Regions from separate parts of the Homo sapiens genome. Here region 2 is linked to region 1. A link is a loop called in an ENCODE intact Hi-C map of the cell type or tissue named here. Cell type or tissue: Caco-2. All regions are shown on one strand. Region 1 overlaps PTPN1 (protein tyrosine phosphatase non-receptor type 1). Region 2 has its middle 6.5 kb from the start of BCAS4.

Region 1 (4,000 bases):
AGTCACCAGTCTTTGGAGACCAAGTCTGCTACTTTTTTCTCTAAAGTGACAATCCTCTGAAACCTCCAGATCATCTTGAAGCCCCCGTCTGAAAGTTGCCCAGAGCCAGTGCCTCACCTGCTGTTCCTTGTTCACTTTTTCACGGGAGGCCTTGCAGGGCTTTATGACAAGATTTTATGGGTGGCTGCCCAGCATCATTGTGACTCGTGAGACAGAGAGAAACCAGTTGTAACCATGTAGACAGTGGAAGTGATAGGGAGAAAAGAGGTGAGGGGACTCTTCAATCCGAAGGGAAATGAAGTCTAAGCAGGCGCACCCTGCAGGTTCAGTGTCAAGCCCAGGGCCTGGCCCCAGGGTGTGGTATTTGTTGACTGGGTGTGTGGACCCTGGGAGAAAGTCTGAGAATGAATGTTCCTCTTAGAGGTAGAGAGTGGAAGGTGACTCTGTGTGTACTTGGAATTAGTGATTTCTGTACAGATGATTCTTTTAGAATCATCATGAGTATTTTTCTCTTTCAGACCCAAGAAACTCGAGAGATCTTACATTTCCACTATACCACATGGCCTGACTTTGGAGTCCCTGAATCACCAGCCTCATTCTTGAACTTTCTTTTCAAAGTCCGAGAGTCAGGGTCACTCAGCCCGGAGCACGGGCCCGTTGTGGTGCACTGCAGTGCAGGCATCGGCAGGTCTGGAACCTTCTGTCTGGCTGATACCTGCCTCTTGCTGGTAAGGAGGCCCTCGCGGGTGCCCTGGGGAGCTCCTCTACCTGCTCTGCTGTGATGTTTTTTCCTAAGTAGAAACTGAAGCGCTCCTCTTCCAAAATACAGAGACTCACTGTGTTAGTCTGTTTTTGCGTTACTAATAAAGGCGTACCTGAGACTCGGTAATTTGTAAAGAAAAGAGGTTTAACTGGCTCCCGGTTCTGCAGGCTGTACAAGCATGGCACCAGCATCTGCTCGGCTCCTGGGGAGGCCTCAGGGAGCTTCCAGTCATGGTGGAAGGTGAAGGGGAGCAGGAGCAAGAGATGGGGGAGGTCCCAGACTCTTAACCAGCTCTCTTGTGAATGCATTGCCTCAGGGAGGGCACCAAGCCTTTCATGAGGGACCTGTCCCCCTGACCCAGACACCTCCCACCCAGCCCCACCTCCAACACTAGGGATCACATTTCAGCATGAGATTGGGAGGGGACAGACATCTAACGGTGTTATTAACGTTGCCCTTGAGAATTGGACCTGGCTGACTTATATCTCCTCTCTGGCTTTCAGATGGACAAGAGGAAAGACCCTTCTTCCGTTGATATCAAGAAAGTGCTGTTAGAAATGAGGAAGTTTCGGATGGGGCTGATCCAGACAGCCGACCAGCTGCGCTTCTCCTACCTGGCTGTGATCGAAGGTGCCAAATTCATCATGGGGGACTCTTCCGTGCAGGTCAGCATTGCCTTTGTTTGAATCCAGGTGTGACCATTTTAACTTTTTTGTCTTTGAAGGAGGCTGTCAGTTGTAAAAGTTCAAACACCGTCTGGTGTCAGGGGAAATAGCTACCCTTCATGTTTAAAATAGCTAGAAAGTTGTCAAAATGTTCACCATGTTGCACTTTGTGCCTTTGAAGTGCTCACATAGAGAGCATTGATAGGAAGACGAGACTTTATTTTCAAAAGATTTCATCTTCCAAGTACATGGCTGCAGCCCTGAGAGGCCGAGAGCCCCTCGCCAAGCCGTCACCTCTGCTCATGCAAAGGGATTTCCTGACAAACCAGCCGAAGTGAACACTAATAGGACTTCCTCTTGCTGCTCTTTCAAGGATCAGTGGAAGGAGCTTTCCCACGAGGACCTGGAGCCCCCACCCGAGCATATCCCCCCACCTCCCCGGCCACCCAAACGAATCCTGGAGCCACACAATGGGAAATGCAGGGAGTTCTTCCCAAATCACCAGTGGGTGAAGGAAGAGACCCAGGAGGATAAAGACTGCCCCATCAAGGAAGAAAAAGGAAGCCCCTTAAATGCCGCACCCTACGGCATCGAAAGGTAATATGATTGGGTCCCAGCTTGTTGGGGTGAGGGGAAATGACTTTCTGTTCTAGAAACACACGCTGGTACTGAAACCCTGTGGATGCAGCCTCCTGTTGGCAAGCAGCGCTTCCGCATCCTTGGGGAACAGGGCGCGTGGACCACAGCCACTCCACTCCTGGCTGCTGGAGGTCCGGTATTGGGCACAGGGTGGCCGCAGGACATGAGCCACTTCTGTGGGCTTCTAGTGCCACCTTGTGGTGCTTGTTGGAATGAGGGGCTCGGAGCCACCGAGTAGGGTTTTTCTGCCCCCCCTGACGACAGCGCCCTCCCCCAGGTTTCCGGACAGTCCTGAAATGTGATGTCCAGGCTTGAGTGCCCTCAGTCCCCACAGTGGTCCTTTGGGGAATGTAACCTTTTTTATGTGGTCTTGATTAAATCCCATTTTACTTCCTTGCAGGTTAACAACCATTATTGAGTACCTATTGATATGTGTGGTGTACTGAGTTAACTAGAACATGTCCCCTGGTCTGTGTTCTAGACCATCTTGCTGGGAAAAAGGCAGACCCAAAGCATATTTTGGTGGGGGCCCATGGACAGTGATGTGATAGAGGTGTCCGCTGAGGTGGTCAGGGAAGGCTGCTTGCAGTAGGTGGCCGTGCACGGAAAGTTTGCAGAATGAGCAGGTGTTAGTTCCAGCTGGAGATGACTGCCGGCTGTGCCCTTGGTACCTGCTTTCTGGAGGGAAGTTTTAAGACGTGTGCATACTTGACCCAGCAGTTGTATACATGGAGAAATTTACTTTGCAGCAACTCTCAAAACAAGCGTGTAAAGATGTGTATAGGTAGTTGTGTTTGTTGTGGCATTGTTTGTAGTAGTGAAAAATTAGAGACAGGCCAATGATATAACCAGGGACCTGATCAATTATGTTCTCTCCCGGTGTTGGGATATTCTGTAGCTCTTAAAGAATGAGATCTGGGTGTACTGATGTGGCCAGACATTGCAATTGCAGTACATGAGAAGGCAAATCATACAGTAGTGTGTACACCAGTGAGTCCTCCAGCCAGATAAATCCTCACAGTGACCAGTCGCCCAGGCACCTTGTGAACCCTACCCTGGGTGTGGGTGCTATCTGAAGTACCTGGGGGAGGGGGTGACAAGTGGACTTCAGGCTGATGTGGGCCCTGGCCTGGCCCTCCCTCCAAGCAGAGGGGGCTGGCTCGCTGGAAGGTTAACATCATCCAACTCTGTCTACACGTGGCTTGTTTTTTCCTAGAATTCCTGCCACAATAGCAGCATCCTTGCCATTCATTTTCTCCAAAGTGAGTAACCCATCTCTGCCCTCTGATTCCTCAGCATGAGTCAAGACACTGAAGTTAGAAGTCGGGTCGTGGGGGGAAGTCTTCGAGGTGCCCAGGCTGCCTCCCCAGCCAAAGGGGAGCCGTCACTGCCCGAGAAGGACGAGGACCATGCACTGAGTTACTGGAAGCCCTTCCTGGTCAACATGTGCGTGGCTACGGTCCTCACGGCCGGCGCTTACCTCTGCTACAGGGTATGTTTCCACTGACAGACGCGCTGGCGAGATGCTCGTGTGCAGAGAGCACTGGCCGCTAGCCCGATGGTAGGATTCAGTTCTGTGGTGCATCTGAGCCAGTCTCAGAAGAAACAGATCAAAGGTTTTTAAAGTCTGGAACTGTGGAAGGGCTAACAAGAGAATTAAGGATCGATGCACTGGGGTTTTAAGGAGCCCTCTGGTCCCAAGAATATAAGAGTCTAATCTCAGGGCCTTAACCTATTCAGGAGTAAGTAGAGAAAATGCCAAATACGTCTGTTTCTCTCTCTCTTTTTTTTTTTATTCCTTTGTTTTTGGAAAAAAATAGAGTTACAACACATTGTTGTTTTTAACCTTTATAAAAAGCAGCTTTTTGTTATTTCTGGAACAAAAAAAAACAAAGTAGGCACTTATGAAACTTTCTCATACCCTTAGGTGATG
Region 2 (4,000 bases), 210 kb after region 1:
CCAGCTCAGCTTTTTATGTTATTGATATGGCGGCAGATTTCACATAGAGCAGCATCTCATTTACAAAGAACACAGAATGCCATGCCATGGACTCCAGAGATGGAAAAGTCCTTTGAGGCTGGGCACGGTGGGTCATGCCTGTAATCCCAACACTTTGGGAGGCTGCAGTGGGAGAATGGCTTGAGCTCAGGAGTTTGAGACCGGCCCGGGCAACATGGTGAAACCGTGTTTCTAACAAAAATTACCTGGGCGTGGTGGTGTGCGCCTGTAGTCCCACCTGCCTGGGAGGCTGAGGTGGAAGGATTGGTTGAGGCTGGGATGTCTAGGCTGCAGTGAGCCGAAATCAGTGCCACTGAACTCCAGTCTGGGCCACAGAGAGTGAGACCATGTCAAGGCAAGAAAAGAAAAGGTCGGGCACAGTGGCTCATGCCTATAATCCCAGCACTTTGGGAGGCCGAGGTGGGTGGATTGCCTGAGCTCAGGAGTTCTAGACTAGCCTGGGCAACACGGTGAAACCCTGTCTCTACTAAAATACAAAAAAAATTAGCCGGGCGTGGTGGCGTGCACCTGTAGTCCCAGCTATTTGGGAGGCTGGGGCAGGAGAATCACTTGAATGTGGGAGGCAGAGGTTGCAGTGAGCTGAGATTGTGCCATTGCACTCCAACCTGGGTGAAAGAGTGACTCCATCCCACAAAAAAAAAAAAAAAAAAAAATGAAAGGAAAGGAAAGGGAGAGAGGAAAGGTGTGGGTGGGGAGAGAGAGAGAGAAGAGGAGAAAGAGGAGAAAGAGAAAGAAGGAAAGAGAGAGAGAAGGAAAGAGAGAGAGAAGGAAAGAGAGAGAGAGGAAGAAAAGAGAGAAAGAAAGAAGTCTTTAGAATTTTAATGAAAGGCCAGGTGTGATGGCTGATGCCTGTAATCCCAGCACTTTGGGAGGCTGTGGTGGGAGGATGGCTTGAGCTTAGGAGTTCGAGACCAGCCTGGGCAACATGGTGAAACCCCGTTTCTACAAAAATTACCTGGGCATGGTGGTGCGTACCTGTAGTCCCAGCTACCTGGGACGCTCAGATGGGAGGATTGGTTGAGCCCAGGAAGTCGAGGTGGCAGTGAGCCGAAATCAGGGCCACTGCCCTCCAGCCTGGGCCACAGAGTGAGACCCTGTCAAGGCAAGAAAGTCAAGGCAGAGAGAAAGGAAAGAAGGAAGGAAGGGAGGGAGGGAGGGAGGGAAGGAAGGAAGGGAGGAGAGAGAAAGGGAGAAAGAAAAGAGAGAAAGAAATAAGTCCTTAGAATTTAATGAAAGGCCGGTTGCGGTGGCTCATGCCTGTAATTCCAGCACTTTTGGAGGCCTAGGCGGGTGGATCGCCTGAAGTCAGGAGCTTGAGACCAGTCTGGCCAACATGGTGAAACCCCGACTTATTTAAAAAAAAAAAAAAAAAGAAAAGAATCTTGCTGAAAGAAGAGAGAAAGAAGTTCTTAGAATCTTAATGAACAAAAACTCAAGTTTCTGAAACAAGAAAACAAATGTCTCAAATAGTCTAAAGAATACGGTTTTTTACTAGGGTGTTTAGCAATTTTCTTGCAGATTCTGATCTATCTCTATGTGATATAATAGGTGCAAAGCTCAACTGCTCCACTCAGCGGTTATGTGTGGGGGCCTCATTTTCTCCAGCTGTGGGATTGGGAAGCAAGTCGATTCCTTTTTTATAATTTTGAAATCCAGGAAACGCCAAAACCGTTAGCTTTCTTTCCCATCAGTTTGGCAGAAATTCACTGAGGTGAAGAGACGGGAGGTTATTTAAGGCCTCTATTTAGCTCATTTAAGGTGAATATCCACACACTTTGCTGAGAAATACGATCAGATAAGAGGATGCTGCCCCAGCTCCCATGGGACTTGTATGTGCTTTGTATTAGCCTTCTACAATCCACAGAGCTCAGATTCTGAAACACGTCTGGCCCTAGCGGTTTTGGATGAGGGGTAACACCTGTAACACCCAGAGGTGGCTGAGAGCAGTGAATGAGAATCCACGGACAGCACTGAAATTCACACCTTGGGGAACCTCTGATGTCCCTGTATCTGGCCAGTAGTTTCTGCCACTTACTGTTTAGATAGACGCAGAGAAAACAAGTAGGGACACAATTTCGGTAGCTGGAAGGGAGAACATTCCTTCGCCCTCCAACTAAGTGACTCTCCTCTCGCTTCTCAAGGCCAAGGAAGCTCTGCCGTAAGGCTAAACGCGACACTCAGGGAGCATTTGGAATCTTGCCCTGTGGCCTCTTGCCTCTAAAGCTGCAAGACCCTTTATGTGGCTCTGCTGTGGAAGGGAAAGGAGTAGAGAAAAACTACTCAAATGACTGCAGAGATGTAGAAGCTTTCCTTATCAGGGAGAGAATGGGAAGCTGCGATTGCTGTTTCCTGTTACTGTAGTGAACATTTCAAAATTATGACATAAAAATGGTTTTTGTTTCTTTTTTTGAGATGGCGGTCTCGCTCTCTCACCCAGGATGGAATGCAGTAGTGTGATCACGGCTCACTGCAGCCTCAATGTCCCAGGCTCAAGTGATCCTCCTGCCTCAGCCTCCTGAGTACCTGGAACTACAGGTGCATGACACCATACCTGGCTAATTTTTGTAATTTTTGTGGAGATGGGGTTTCACCATGTTGGCCAGGCTGGTCTTGAACTCTTGAGCTCAAGTGACCTACCCACCTTGGGTGGCCAAAAATGTTCGTTTATGTATTTATTTATTTTTGAGATGAAGTCTCGCTCTTGTCCCCCAGGCTGGAGTGCAATGGCGCGATCTTGGTTCACGGCAACCTCCACCTCCCTGGTTCAAGCGATTCTCTTGCCTCAGCCTCCCCAGTAGCTGGGATTACAGGCGCCTGCCACCATGCCCGGCTAATTTTTATATTTTTAGTAGAGATGGGGTTTCACCATCTTGGCCAGGCTGGTCTGGAACTCTTGACCTCAGGTGATCCGCCCGCCTCAGCCTCCCAAAGTGCTGGGATTACAGGCGTGAGCCACTGTGCCTGGCCCAAAAATGTTTTTTAATATCTGGGTTTTTATTGTTGGTGGTGGTGTTGGGGTGTTTGTTTGTTTGTTTGAGACAGCATCTTACTCTCTTGGCCAGACTGGAGTGCAGTGGCACAATCTCGGCTCATCGCAACCTCTGCCTCCGAGGTTCAAGAGATTCTCCTGCCTCAGCCTCCTGAGTAGCTGGGATTACAGGAGCAAGCACCACCAAGCCCAGCTAATTTTTGTATTTTTACTGGAGACGGGGTTTCACCATGTTGGCCAGGCTGGTCTCGAATTCTTGACCTCAAGCAATCCACCCGCCTCAGTCTCCCAAAGTGTTGGGATTACAGGCATGAGCCACCGCACCCAGCCAATACCTGTTTTTAAACTATGCTTCTATGTAGATGGGTTGTGCTTGAAATTATTTCACTAGTGGGGAAACACACTAAGTAGGAGAGCGACTTCACATTTTATTTATTTTTTCAGAGAGAGGTGCCCAGGCTGGTCTCAAACTCCTGGTCCCAAGCGATTCTTCCCCCTCAGCCTCCCACAGTGTTGGGATTACAGGTGTGAGCCACCGCCTGTCACGTGTTCTTTAGACAGTGGTGATTGTCCCAGGACCTACTTGCCTCACAGGGTGTGGTGGGGATCCAGTGAGGGCATCTATGCAAAGAGCTTAGAACAGTGCCTGGCACATAGTAAGGGCTCAGGACACATTAACAACGAATATGGTTTTAGAGATCGGGGTCCCAGACAAAGCTATGCCAGTGCTGAAACACTGTCGATCGGAACCACCTAGGAGCACCTTTTAAAACTCTCAAAGCCAAGGCCACACCCCACACCATAAATTAAGTCACAGCCTCTGGGGGTGGGGTCTGAGCATCAGTATTTTCTGGAAGTTTCCCAGGAGTTTTCAATATGCAGCCACGTTTGGGAACTGTCTGGTCTAGAACTTTGTGTGCCTGAGGCCTGCGCTGGGAGAACTGACTTTAA

The links. Peaks named below come from ENCODE experiments on the same cell type or tissue, not always from the same donor. Only the 100,000 strongest peaks of a DNase experiment are listed, where the experiment ranks them.
Region 2: a loop joins it to region 1, with 11 times the contacts of the local background. A loop is called at or near these places in 5 of 110 quality-filtered maps.

What each region holds. Positions count from the first base shown.
Region 1 is chr20:50,577,902-50,581,901 of GRCh38, forward strand. PTPN1 (protein tyrosine phosphatase non-receptor type 1) reads left to right here. Exons shown (of 10, transcript NM_002827.4): 6 at 519-728; 7 at 1,267-1,428; 8 at 1,802-2,025; 9 at 3,364-3,559. Among named protein-coding and RNA genes, the nearest start is that of MIR645, 5.9 kb to the right of the region's middle. In Caco-2, a CTCF peak has its summit at 2,264 (motif pointing left); a DNase peak (open chromatin) is centred at 2,250.
Region 2 is chr20:50,786,572-50,790,571 of GRCh38, forward strand. No RefSeq gene overlaps it. Among named protein-coding and RNA genes, the nearest start is that of BCAS4, 6.5 kb to the right of the region's middle. RefSeq lists an enhancer at 3,719-4,000. In Caco-2, CTCF peaks have their summits at 1,626 and 1,828; DNase peaks (open chromatin) are centred at 1,340, 1,650, 1,940, 3,900 and 2 weaker places.